2 separate regions of the Homo sapiens genome follow, and region 2 is linked to region 1. Evidence: chromatin loops called from intact Hi-C (ENCODE). Cell type or tissue: natural killer cell. All regions are shown on one strand. Each heading gives the region's core, and the rest is flanking DNA. Links, peaks and the distances in the headings are about the cores only.

What was found. Peaks named below come from ENCODE experiments on the same cell type or tissue, not always from the same donor. Only the 100,000 strongest peaks of a DNase experiment are listed, where the experiment ranks them.
Region 2: a loop joins it to region 1, with 6 times the contacts of the local background. A loop is called at or near these places in 13 of 110 quality-filtered maps.

The regions. Positions count from the first base shown.
Region 1 is chr9:76,572,834-76,580,779 of GRCh38, reverse strand. No RefSeq gene overlaps it. Among named protein-coding and RNA genes, the nearest start is that of GCNT1, 120 kb to the right of the region's middle. In natural killer cell, for the core only: no CTCF peak of the experiment used is centred there; DNase peaks (open chromatin) are centred at 2,839, 3,319 and 4,249; H3K4me3 peaks cover 401 bases; H3K27ac peaks cover 2,166 bases.
Region 2 is chr9:76,653,585-76,660,057 of GRCh38, reverse strand. It overlaps PRUNE2 (prune homolog 2 with BCH domain), which reads left to right. Exons shown (of 19, transcript NM_015225.3): 10 at 4,556-4,635. LOC105376095 (a long non-coding RNA gene) reads right to left here. Exons shown (of 12, transcript XR_007061586.1): 11 at 3,293-6,373. Among named protein-coding and RNA genes, the nearest start is that of PCA3, 110 kb to the left of the region's middle. In natural killer cell, for the core only: no CTCF peak of the experiment used is centred there; a DNase peak (open chromatin) is centred at 4,597; H3K27ac peaks cover 1,715 bases.

The DNA.
Region 1 (7,946 bases), core at 1,161-6,160:
AGGGAGACATTCTATTAAATGAAATAAGTCAGTCATAGAAGGACAAATATTGTGTGATCTCTCTTATCTGAGGCACCTAAAATAATCAAAGGTATTGAGGTAGACAATAGAATGGTGGTTGCTAGGGGGTAGGGAAGGGCAAGATGGGGAGTTGTTGTTCAATGGGTATAAACTTACAGTGATACAAAAGTGAGTAAGTTCCAGAGATCTGCTCTGTAAGACAGTGCCTGTAATTAACAGTAAGTACTGCTAAATTAAGTTTAGCCTAAAGCTGCCTCCTTACGTATTTTAAGTCAGCCTAAAGGCTTCTCCATACTTAGTCAACTGCAACCTAACCAGATGTGGAAACAGACTGCACCCTACTCTTGTAACAATAGCTATACTTCAGCCACTCAGGCGGTCGACTGTGCAAACTGTGTTCAAACGAGGCCAACACTGAGCTATAACGATCCAGCCGTTTCTGTACTTCACTTCTGTTTTTTGTCTGTTATTTTCCTTTTTCAGTCCATAAATTCTCTTTAACCACGCAGCAGCCCTGGAGTTGCTCTGAAGGTATTCTGTTTGATGGGTGGGGGTGGGGTACCCGACTCTCAAATTGTTCTTTGCTCAGTTAAACTCTGTTAAATTTAATTTGTCTAAAGTTATCTTTTAACAGTCCTTATGTGCAAAGTCACTAAATTGTGTATATTAATATGTGCAGCTTTTTGGATACCAATTATACAATACAGATGAAAAGATAAAGATTAAAAAAATAAAGATTAATCGCTTCTCAGCCTTTTGGCTAAGATCAAGTATAAAAAAATAAAGATTAAAAAATAAAAAGCTCTGGCCAGGCGCGGTGGCTCAGCACTTTAGGAGGCCGAGGCGGGTGGATCACCTGAGGTCAGAAGTTCAAGATCAGCCTGACCAACATGGTGAAACCCCGTCTCTACTAAAAACACAAAAATGAGTTGAGCATGGTGGTGCCTGCCTGTAATTCCAGCTACTTGGGAGACTGAGGCACTAGAATCAATTGAATCCAGCAAGTGGAGGTTGCAGTGAGCTGAGATCATGCCACTGCACTCCCATCTGGGTGACAGAGTGAGACTCCATCTCAAAAATAAAATAAAATAAAATAATATAAAATAATAAAAAATAGGCCAGGCACGGTGACTCATGCCTGTAATCCCAGCACTTTGGGAGGCCGAGGCGGGCAGATCACAAGGTCAGGAAATTGAGAACATCCTGGCTAACACGGTGAAACCCCGTCTCTACTAAAAACACAAAAAATTAGCCAGGCATGGTGGCACGTGCCTGTAGTCCCAGCTACTTGGGAGGCTGAGGCAGGAGAATCGCTTGAACCTGGGAGTCAGAGGTTGCAGTGAGCCGAGATCGTGCCACTGCACTCCAGCCTGGGCGACAGAGTGAGACTCAGTCTTAAAATAAATAAATAAATAAATAAATAAATAAACAAATAAATAAATAAAAGTAAAGAGTTCTGTGTATAGATGAGGCTTATCCACTGGTGGCCTCCCTTTAGGATGACATGGCTGGACTGTTTTCCTGGAGAAACTCCAACTATCAGAATTTGTCTTGACTGAGGTTCCCTCAAAGCAGATGTAGAAACAGAGAGCCCCATTCAGGTCATCTATTTCAGAGGTCATCTCAGGAAACCCTGGTAGGGAGGTGGAGAAGTGGCAGGAAAGGGAAGGGAGTCAGCATGGGTGGACAATCAGAGCTCAATTCTGTGGGGGGCTCTGGGGGTCAGTGTAGGTCACGCCCCTCAGGATCCTCTCCCTGATGGAAGAGCAAGAGAGCCACGCCCTTCTCAACCACCTTGAAGCCTGTGAATTCTCTGCCTCTTCTGGCTGGGTCTGTCTGCAGGTTGAGAGAAGCGTTCACCTGAAGAAAGCTGCAGGAATTGGCAGGAAACCATCTTTAGGTGCAGAAGTGGATGCTAAGAGGGACACGGGCAGAAGGCTGATGGTGTCTGCTTCTGCATCTTTAGAACTTTCCTCAGGCTGGTCAGCTTCCCCTGAAGTGAATATTGCCATCTCCTACTTGTGGGTTAGGAGACTAGCTGCCAGCACTCTGGGATCTGGGTGAGAGAGAGGACTGGGCTCTCTTTAATCTTAGCTTTTGCTTGACCAACCTATTCTCAGTGTGGAAACTCCTCTGCTGTCCCCTTGTCCCCTAGTCACCATTGGTTCATACTCTCCGGAGCAGCGCTGTCCAACAGAAATCTCATGGGAGCCACGGAAGTCATTTTAGATTTTCTATCAGTCACATGAAAAAATAATAAAAATATACAGGAGAAATTAATTTTAATGTGTTTTATTTAATCCCATTGATCAAAAATATTATTGTTTCAACATATAATCAATGTTTCCATTATTTACTTATTTATTGAGATAAGAGTCTTGCCCTGTTGCCCAGGTTGGAGTGCAGTGATGTTACCATGGCTTACCGCAATCTTGACCTTCCCAGGCTCAGGTGATTCTCCTGCCTCAGCTTCCCAAGTTGCTGGGACTACACACATGTGCCTCCATACCTGGCTAATTTTTGTATTTTTTGTAGAGATGGGATTTTGCTATGTTGCCCGGGCTGATCTTGAACTTCTGGGCTCAAGTGATCCATCCTCCTCAGCCTCCCAAAGTGCTGTGATTACAGGTGTGAGCCACTGAGCCCAGCCTACAACATATAATCAATGTTTTTAAAAATCTTTTATAATTGTACCGAGCCTTCAGAATCTGGCATGTATTTCACACTTAACCCACATTTCAATTTAGAATAACCAGACTTAAAGAGTTCGGAAACCACATGTACTTAGTGGCTGCCGTATTGAGCAGTACAGCTCTAGAAACTAAATTTCCAGTCTAGTGCAAAGGTGAGGGGAGGGGCAGGTCTTCTGCTGCAAGGCATTGAGAAGGAAGCTGGGAGTCTAATTGCTTCTTTATTTATTTATTTGAGACGGAGTCTCGCTCTGTCGCCCAGGCTGGAGTGCAGTGGTGCGATCTCAGCTCACTGCAAGCTCCACCTCCCAGGTTCACACCATTCTCCTGCCTCAGCCTCCTGAGTAGCAGGCGCCCGTCACCACGCCCAGCTAATTTTTTGTAGTTTTTTTTTAGTAGAGACGGGGTTTCACATCTCTTGACCTCGTGTTCCGCCCGCCTCGGCTTCCCAAAGTGCTGGGATTACAGGCGTGAGCCACTGCGCCCGGCCTAACTGCTTCTTAAAAAGACTTTTGACTGACTCTGTTTTCCCATTTACCCTCATTTTAGAAATTCCTGGTGGCCCCAATTTCTGAGCATTTTTGTGGTTCTGTGGTGCAAATAGGATGGATGACTCACTTTCCCTCACTGCCAGCTTAGGTGTTGGCCTCACCGAATCTGCTGGGTCAGCTCACACTCATCCGTCAGCTTTCCATCTTTCCATTTTTCCTTGGTGTTTCCTCCACTCCAAGTCTCTTTGTCCTTATGGGTTTGTGCCTTAAAAAAAAAAAAATCGGCCAGGCACGGTGGCTTGCGCCTGTAACCCCAGCACTTTGGGAGGCTGAGGCGGGCGGATCACGAGGTCAGGAGATCGAGACCATCCCAGCTAACACAGTGAAACCCCGTCTCTACTAAAAATACAAAAAATTAGCCGGGCGTGGTGGCGGGCGCCTGTAGTCCCACCTACTCGGGAGGCTGACGCAGGAGAATGGCGTGAACCCGGGAGGCGGAGCTTGCAGTGAGCCAAGACTGCACCACTGCACTCCAGCCTAGGCGACAGAGTGAGACTCCGTCTCAAAAAAAAAAAAAAAAAAAAAAAAAATCATCCATTTTCATTTTATTGGAATGTTTGGAGAGAACAGAGATAAACATAGATGTTGAAACCACCATCTTTAACTGATCATCAATAAGTTTTCCATATCAATGGAATATGATTATTTTTGTCTATAAATTTTTTGTGAGTCTGGTGTTTTGGTTTAAATCATCTGAAAACCCTATGTATGCAATAACTATTTCCAAAAGGAACAAATGGATGAATAATGAGATATCCAGGAGACTGACTTAATCCCCAAATGTCATCCAATCCAGTTAAAACCAGTGCCCAGAAAGCGACACCCTCTGGGTCACCCTTCAGGGAGCCTGTTTCCCCTTGCACTCCTTAGCTCAGCTCATTTCTCTCAGTGACTACTGAGCTAAGAAAGCCCCCAGAAATAGTTAAGAATTTTAAAGGCTCTTAGCAGCAAACCAAATGCAAGACGGAGCCATGAGTCAACTGTTCCACCTCCCTCAACCTCATCGCCCAACTGCCTGCTAGAACAGACCACTTCCTTGTAATACACACGCTCTTTCTCTAGCACGGAGATTTAGCTTAACTCTGCCTTCCCCCACCTTCATCCTCATTTCTTCTTTTGAAAGGGCTGGGTTCCTTTTTGTGCTTTTTTTCTTGAATCTTAAAAATGAAGCCCAGGCCCCTTAGAACACAGAGCAATGTTAGAGTCCAGTCTTTATGTGTAATCAGTGTAGGGCTAGTAGTTTTGAGGTTCTTTGTTGGTTTGGTTTTGTACTTACTAACGTATTATTCTAGAATCCAAGAATAAATGAAAAGCAATTTAAATATGTATTAGAGTATCTCATAAAAGCGCCAAAAATGAGATTTTATTCATAATATACAGAAAAAAAATCAAGTTCTTTCCTTTTGCGTAAATGAAAGCCGTAGGAATCAAGAAATCTTCAGACCCAGAGATACCATTTAGTTAGCTTCTTTTACTGACACAGGGGATAGTTCAACTAGATTCCATACATATCTAGACAGTAGACAGTAAAGATAAGGGAAGCCCTAGAAGCTCCTAAGTGTATCAGAACCCAGAGGTTATTTCTACAGATGAAATAAAGAGAAGTAAATTTGGAGGTGGGGATATGATCATAGGAGGAATCTTGCTGTTTCAAAGTTCACAGTAGTGAAATCAGCTAAACAGGCAAATTGAGTTAAATTGGAAGCTCTTCAACACACTCCCCATCAGCTTACTGGGTTCTGGTCTCACAGGATCTAGCATGTTATGGCTGTGTACTGCCCCTACCTCCACCCAGGCATCCCATATATTATTTCCCCAGCACACATTTTCAGCTCTATGTATTGGGATATATTTTATTCACATCAAATTATTTTATTTTTATTTATTTGTTTATTTATTTTGAGATGGAGTCTCACTCTGTCACCCAGGCTGGAGTGCAGTAGCGTGATCTCGGCTCACTGCAAGCTCCGCCACCCAGGTTCACGCCATTCTCCTGTCTCAGCCTCCTGAGTAGCTGGGACTACAGGCACCCGCCACCATGCCCGGCTAATTTTTTGTATTTTTAGTAGAGACAGGGTTTCACCATGTTAGCCAGGATGGTCTGGATCTCCTGACCTCGTGATCCGCCTGCCTTGGCCTCCAAAAGTGTTGGGATTACAGGTGTGAGCCACCGCACTCGGCCTATTTTTTTATTTATTTATTTTTCAGACAAAGTCTCACTCTGTTGCCCAGGCTGGAGTGCAGTGGCGCGATCTCAGCTCACTGAAACCTCTACCTCCTGGGTTCAAGCGATTCTCCTGCCTCAGCCTCCCCAGTAGCTGAGATTACAAGTGCCTGCCACCATGCCTGGCTAATTTTTGTATTTTTAGTAGAGACTGGGGTTTCATCATGTTGGCCAGGCTGGTCTCAAACTCCTGAGCTCAAGTGATCCACCCGCCTTAGCCTCCCAAAGTGCTGGGATTACGGGCATGAGCCACTGCACCCAGCCTATTCACATCAATTTTTTAAGTCATAAAGATAATAGGATTGCCCTAATAAAAATTCCCATTACATTAATATTTCCTGACAAAATATTTTTCTTATAAAAATGTCACATTTGCCTAGATATTTAAAGTTTTCAAGACATTTCAAAACACCTAATCTTGCTTCCTTTTCACAACAACGTTATATATTTGGAGAAAGGTAGTCTTATCAGGCATCTTATTTGTTGATTAGTGTATTTCCTTATCACCCCGTAATACAAAGGACTGGAGGTAGAACAACAATACTGCTGGAAAAGGTAGGGTCAGGACTGGACTCCGGGCTTCCTCACTTCTAGCTGGAGGCCCTGTCTCCTGAGGATCTTTATTACTTAGGCCTTTAGCTCCTTGCCCAGAGGTGGCCACCAAAATATACTTGATCAGAAGCCAACTCTCCTGTCAACTTAAGTGCTGACTCAGGGTTGGTCGTGGTGATGATTTAGGGCTCAGAAGAAACATCATGTTTCTTTTCCTCTTTCTCCTTGTCTTCTTCCCTTTTCTACTGGAAGAATTCAGTCCTAATGTCATTCAGCAGGGCAGAGAAAGTTGGTTACTCTGAAGTAGGGGTGATGGCCCAGCATAGGTGTCTCCCCTGAACAGGGTGAGGAGGGTATTCATGATTGAGGACAGCCTGGTATATCAGAGAGCCTAAGTAGACAAGAAGGGCTTCCAGCTAAGAGGGGTGCCTGTAGTGGGGGTGGGAACCCCAGCACGACGAGGAGGGAAGCCCCATGGAGAGACAGCCTAGCATAGGTGTAGAGTCCAAGGAAGATGCCCGCAAACTGGTATGGGGACCTGGAGACCCTGCTGGGTAAGGATGACACCGCCACAGCCGGGAGTGCCTTGTGTAGGGAGTCACAGCCCAAGGGGCCAAGGAGGGGAACTGCATGGCACATAGCCCTTGGGTAGGGAACCAGAACCCTGATGGGGTGAGGATGATGTCCATGCGGGGTCAGCAGCATGTCATGGACCGAGTCAAAGCAGGGTAAGGGCAGTTTCTGAGGGGTGGTGGTGGCAGGTCAGAGCAAGGACAGGGTAAGGAGGGTGTGTGAGGGGTAAGGGGGACAGTGGCTCTGATAGGAGACTGGCTTCCTACAGGGGGATTGAGCAAATAAGGAGACTTAAGGATAATGGGAGCCAGATTTCTTAACTGTTGGAGTTCAGAGTCACAGATGTGGAAAAAAGAAAACTATTGGGGTGCACTTACAGTTTTCAATATAGATAGATTAAAAAATACAGATGACAATGTATATGTGTGTTTGTGTGTATGTATGTATATACTTTCATATATTTTTATGCAGCTATATACTTACATACATCCTCCAACTCTGTCTACTAAGAGAATCTCTCTTAGCAATAAACACAGCCCAGATTTCCTCTTCTAGATACCATTCTCCACTAAAAGAAACCAGGGCTTCTTGGAGAGATTTCAAGGATTCCAGGATTCAAGTCCTGATTCCAGGACTGAGGTAGGAAACTTGAGTATGAACCTTGTGTCAGAAAGCAAGGAAATGATAGAGATATATCAAAAGGACACAGAAACCAGCTTCATCATCAAAATGAATCACTGTTGTAATGGATTATAACTCCTTAAATAAAGTAGAAAACTATGAGTCCTAATAATGTTAGTATATGGATAAATGGAAGGTTTGAGGACGAATGGAATATTTACATAGAACCTCCTGCATAAAATATGTATTAATGATAGCAGGAAAAATAGTAACTTCCTAATGGAGAAGAAAAGCAGACAGCACCTTAACCAATGATCAAAGTGAACAATCAGCAGTCATGGGAAAATTGAATTTGTGCATCCCTGATAGGATCCAGTAAAAAGTATTAAGGGTCCCTCCTGGCTAACACGGTGAAACCCTGTCTCTACTAAAAAATATTAAAAATTAGCCAGGCATGGTGGCGGGCACCTGTAGTCCCAGCTACTCAGGAGGCTGAAGCAGGAGAATGGCGTGAACCTGGGAGGTGGAGATTGTACTGAGCTGAGATCGCGCCACTGCACTCCAGCCTGGGCAACAGAGCGAGACTCCGTCTCAAAAAAGAAAAAGTATTAAGGGTCACTTGAGAAATTCCTGCCAAAGATGCATGAATTGAATGAATTGAGTCCCATATCAGACAAAGCCAAATTGAGTGACTTCTACAAAATAACTGGCCTG
Region 2 (6,473 bases), core at 1,474-6,473, 79 kb before region 1:
GAGTATGCTATTTCATATAGCATTTCTTGTATTTTTAATGATACATGGCTTTACACCTTGTCAGACTTAGCCAACACTTCCTAACATCTCTCTTTTAGCAAAGAGGAAAAACCTCTGAGTGAGATTCCAGGGGTTTCTAACTTAAATTTAATAGTATTATTTTATTTTTATTATATTTAATTTTTTCTATATATGTTATTTATTTTATGTAACTTAAATCACTCACCATTTATTTTACGTGAGTGATTTAAGTTTACATATAATGGTTGAGTATCCCTAGTCTGAAATCTAAAATGCTCCAAAATTCATGTTCTTCAGTGCTGACACAACACTCAGAGGAAATGCTCATTGGAGCATTTCAGATTTCAGATCGTCAGAGTAGGGATTCTCAACTTGTAGTATATAATGCAAATATTCCAAAATCCAAAAAAGTCGGAAGGTTTAAATACTTCTGGTCCCAAGCATTTTGGATAAGGGATACTCAACCTGTACACTAGTGATACAAACATTCCTCTCAAAATAACCTTAATAAAATAAGTCAATCTAAAGAAAATGTTAAGTAAATTGGCAAGTGATTAAAGGCTATGACAAAAACCCTAAAGGTGATATATTAATACTCAGTCTTATAGAATATTTAAAAGCATTCAGTGTCTTTTCAAGCTTTTTGTTCCTATATGCTTTGATGCTTTAGCAATCCAGACGTAAAGATATTTACTGTCAATATGAATCTGGGCTAAGAATGTGGAAAATTGGTTACCCAAATCAGGAAATAAATTTTTGAGCATAGCATAAGTCAAATATTCCCTTTGAAACAATAAAGGCCAGCTATATAGTAAGAATGGGCTAGATCGTAATGTGGTAACAAATAACTACAATATCTCAGGGCAAAACACAACAAAAGTTCATTTCTTGTTTACATTTCCAGCAAGCTTTCATCGAGGCCTCTGCTCATCAGAGGCACTCGGGACACAGCCTGGCCGAGCCCCTCCACAGCCACCTATGTGGGAAGAGGATGTGGCTCCTCACACGCTTGCTCCTAAGCCTTCTGCTCAGAAGCGACATCTCTCCCTTCCACTCTTTCTTCATTAGCCAAAGCAAGTCATGTGGCTACCCTAACTTCAAAGGGGACAGGAAAGTGCAATACTACCATGCACTCAAAAGGCAGAGAGCCAGAAATACTTGGTGAAGATCAATATGTCATAATACATTGATCTTCTAACACACATGGTGTTAATGTCACAGTACCATCCAGCAAAGAAACCATGAAGCAGTTTTAATACATCCTCTAGATGGAGACATGTAGCTGTTTCAGCCATAGTACAGCCTGACTTGTGTTTACAACTCCCTCAACCTCTTGGTTAGCTCCATTCTGTATAAAGAAACTCAAAATTAAGTAGAGGCTACAGATAGATAAAGTAAAATACAGACCTTTACACTGGACTGGTTTGTTACCTAACAGATCTTGAGAGGCTTCAGTTACTGATCACAAAACTGCTGTCCTGCTTAGTCAACAACTGCTGTTTGGCCACTTCATTTCTGCAAATGTTTATGGGCTTAATGTATGAATGTGGTTGAAGTATTTACAAAGAGCGTGACTTGGGTTTCTCTTAGATTTGCTTCTAGGCTATTCTGGCTCAGCTTTCCCTCTGTCCCAGGGGTTTTCTAACATGTCCCTATAGCCTTCTTTTTGGGGGGGAGTGGGACGGAGTTTTGCTCTTTTTGCCCAGGCTGGAGTGCAATGGCACCATCTCAGCTCACCACAACCTCTGCCTCCCAGGTTTAAGCAATTCTCCTGCCTCAGCCTCCCGAGTAGCTGGGATTACAGGCATGCGCCACCACACCCAGCTAATTTTGTATTTTTAGTAGAGATGGGGTTTCTCCATCTTGGTCAGGGTGTTCTTGAACTCCCAATATCAGGTGACCCACCCGCCTCAGCCTCCCAAAGTGCTGGGATTATAGGCGTGAGCCACTGCGCCCGGCCTAGCCTTCTTTAATATCCATGGGTTTGTGTGAATCTCTCTCCTTGGGTCATCCGCTGATCACAGCCTTCAGCATTTTTCTTCCCCCGGTGCATGCTAACACAGGGGGAAGAAATCTGTGCCTTCTTCATAGGGTCTCTGCTTTGTGTTGAAAAGGAGCACTTAGAGGCAAAGGCTCTATTTTCTAACATCAATGAGTTGAGGAGCATTTCTAGGCTCTGTGGAGATTTGTGCAGTAATAAGATTATCTTTTACCTGGACTAATGCCCAAATTATAGTGACCTTAATTATGATTTGTCCAACCATGACACATACTTTAATTAAACCACTGCTCCTGTACTATGTTTTAAGTGGAGGGTATGTAATACCTTAAACTCAGACAGTGCTTTATGACTTACAGAGTACTTTTATTTGGATTGTATTTATTCTCCACAGTCACTGTGATGTTGGGTATTATCCCCTTTTAAAATCACAGAAATGGCCAACTAATCTTCTCAGAGTTAATCAGCTTGTTGATACTGGCAGCAGAACTATAACTCAGAACTAAAACCTCATATCCAGGCAGGACTCCTGCAATTATTCCATGATGTTGCCCATAATTCACAATTGTTTAAAAAAATCTATTAAACTTAAGCTGATCCTATCTATTTTAAAACCATCATATTTATTTTGATGCCAAGGCCCACATCCTGTGTGCTCTGTCAGGCAGATAGAAATCTGATATCTTTATTTTTGTTCAAGGTTGACTCTTAGGCAGATAACTAGAAAAATAATGTACATGTGCCTTTAGAATATTTCAGGCTCAATAATTCAATCCAACATAGTAAGTGGTAGAACTAAGATTTAAACCCAGTGGCTCTTAATAGCAGCATTTTGCTACTTGACAGGTACGAGAAGTTTGATGTCAAGGAGAACACACAAAATGACAAAGATCATTGTAAGGAATTCCAAAAACTGCAGGATCATGGGATACCCAGACATCTGTCCCTCTAGGTCCTAGGACTTTCAAAACTGGGGCCTGGTGCAGATCTTCTCTTTGCATACCTCCCCAATCTTTGTTGCTGAATAACGTGGTTTGATTCCACCTATCATAGTGTATCTCTGTTTGGCACAGGTTGTCTTGTTCCTGCTGATACATTATTGTCTGTCTTACATGCCAACCTCTTGCATGCCCCTTTGCTACCAGGGCACAGGTCTAGTTTTAGAGAACACACAGGGTCAAAGCCACAGGAAGAATGTGGACAAAGAAACTCCCTGATGCTGAGCTTTTGAAGGGGTCTCAGGAGTTGGTAGGTAAGTACACAGGCACTTACCTCTATCCAGGGGAGCAGCACTGAGTTTTTGAAGGTAGGGGTCATTGTATTAGCTCCATCATCCCAACTCCACCACGAGAATGAGACGGGTCTGTTTTGTTCCTCTATATCCTCGGCACATAGTAGACACTTAATAGATATTTGTTGAATAAATGAAGCAAATGCAGTAATCGCTAAGGGTGCAGATTATTTTCTTTCATCATAGTGCTTTATTGACAGTAGGGGATTTGACTTGCATCCTGGAGAAGCAGATTAAACTCCAAAGGTTTGGTAGATCCAGCGTTACATAGTGCAAAGTACAGTAAGAGAGGCAGAAGGGGACTAAATTAAGAACTTTAACATAAAGGTTTATCATGTTTAAAATTAGGTTAGTGCCCACATCATAAGGACTCACCCTAGGTGAATGAAATTACGTGAAACTCACAGAGAAGAAATATATATTATGGTAAATGGGGTCTTACTGAACAAAGGTCCAGGGATGAAAATAAATCAAGAGAAATTTATCGTGAACAGTGGTCAGCTTCTTAGAAGAACATATAGATTCGTCACAATTGCCTTTGGTATTTCCTGTTTCCCTACACTTCTTACCAAATGTGCTAATACAGATGGTTGTGGGCTCAGCACTGATTAGAAACAAGAGGTGGGAAGTCATGACCAGAGCCATCTTCACCAACATATATTCACAGTGACTCTTTAAATATTCAAAAAAGGAAGAAAAATAACATCAGTCTATGCCTGCTCAGGAGTGTTAGGCACTTTACTTTTGTAGCTTAATCTTTAAACAACGTGGTGAAGTAGGTGTATATCCCTAGTTTACAAATGAAAACTGAGATCAACAGAATATGCTCTCCCTCTGTCCATGGGAATTTAATTAAAATACTCAAATTTACAGAGTAAGAGATGTGTACAAAGCACATATATTGACCCTGTTGTTAAAAATATATATATATTAAATGTCCCCGAAGTATATTTTATTAGTTGTTTGCATTTCCTATTTCTGAGTTTCCCACTTGGTGTGTGTTTATTAAGTGAGCTAGCAGAAGTGACTTGATGTAAGCAAGTGAAATTGGTGTCCATTTTTCTCATTTACCATAACTGCAGAAAGTCTTTAATTTGGGACCACTTACAGTGGATTCAGTCCCCATACATGGTTTATTTTAAGTGAGTTGAAAATGTTATCCTGGACTCTGTGGGTTTCCTTTTCAAAAGAAATGAAGTCTTACACAGTTGTTGTTGACGCGCTTTGCTTTGCTTTTTTTGCAGACTACTGTCAGAGGATGTAGGAATGGACATCCCCTTTGAAGAGGGCGTGCTGAGTCCCAGTGCTGCAGACATGAGGCCTGGTGAGAGCAGCATTTGTTCATTTCCTTCGTTGGTATTCTGTATCCCAACGTTTTCATTATTCAGTGAAAGAATTATTTCCTGTGCATCTAACTTATGATTTCAGTGATAACAGTGAGAGGAAAAAAGAAATGTGTGATATGAAGGTGTTAGGCTGCATTTGGTTAATTTAAGAGTTGGCTTGAATACTGATGCTCGCTAGTGTGGGCTGCATTTTATCTCCTAGACCACAGCCTTATCTGCCAATGTTTTCAGTTCCTGTGATAATTGGCTACTGTATATTGTACCAAATTCTGACTAATGTCTAAGTTCTCCGCATTTACACATAATTGTAAGAATGTTTAAAATTGGAAATGTGATATCAAGAATGCTCAGTATCCTAACTATCAAAACCAAAACCAAGACAACAACAATAAAAAACAACTACCCTACATTTTAGGGGTTTACAACCCAAGGCATACACAAAAAGGAATTTAATTTTTCAATTGCAACTTATATGACTCTCACTGTATTCCAGGGTCACTCTCTTGCATTACACCAACTCCAGGATCATACCAAGATCCTGAATCATGTATTCTCAGCCAAGCCTACAGTGTGGTAGGAAGAAGGAAGGCAATTACATTTCTTTTCTGTCGTAGTATTTGAAATGCATTCTTCAAAATACTAGTCATGTAACAGAATTATTTCTAAATGTTCTATGGCCAAATATGCTTGGTAACCACAGTATGTTTATTTGAATCTTCCAAGTTCACAATGTACTTTTGAATGATAAAGGCACTAAGGCTATGGTTATCTGATATGGTAAGCAGCTAGTCACATGTGGCTATTTAAATTAATTAAAATTAAAAACAATTTTTTAAAATGCTCTTCTTCAGTTGCACTAGCCTCATTTCAAGTGCTCAATAGCCAAATATAGAACCTTTTCATCATCACAAAGAATTCTTTGGGACATCACTGCTCTGCAAATTCCTGAAATATAGAAACTCAGTGTTGAAACTTACTTGTCAATAGAAACCTTTTTCAAGTAATACATAAAACCATTACCTAGAACAGAGTTTGGGTGATGTTCCATTCAGAAAAGAAAAAGCTTAATGACTGACAGGGGAACAGTGCCAATTTCTCCAGGACAAGGCCAGAGCCAGAATTCCAGAGTTGAAGGGTATGCCAAATGGTCTTCAAAATATTTCGTGCTTAGGAATCCTGTCATTTCTGGTTTTAGGTGAAGGCAACAAACTGTTTTCTCCTACTCTGCTCTCACACTGAACACTTCTGTGACCAGATGTGTAGGGTTTTGTTTTGTTTTGTTTGCCACACACCAAGCAATTTTCTAATGAACACCAACTGGGTGTCCTATAATTCAATTCTGACACTATCCACCTTAGGAAATGACAAGGGTTTTAAGACCTCTGTGCCTGGAACCAGGGCCAAAGACCAAATACATTTCTTATTATACTACAGTAGGGTATGTCTCTACCTTTGTTTTGTTAGTTTAAGCTTGGTTAAAAAATGACTTCTCCAGCTCTGCTTCTATTAAATGAAAGGCAGCTGAGCGGGAAGATGCATACTACAATGAGAGGAGGGAGCCTACACATAAGATTGTCACTTATGTTATGGGAACCAATGTCAAGCGAGATTGGCATAAGAGCTGGTGACTGCTTGGGTGAGTTCAAAGAATGTTACCTGGGAGGATACTTCGGCCAGGTAAAGGGCACTGAAGATCATATACAGAGTTGTCAGGACCTAAAAGAAGTATTTTGGGAGTGTCTGTGAACATGACAAAGTTCTTAACGTACATTCCATAGGAGCAAAGTCAACACAAACGATTAGAAAATATAGTTGG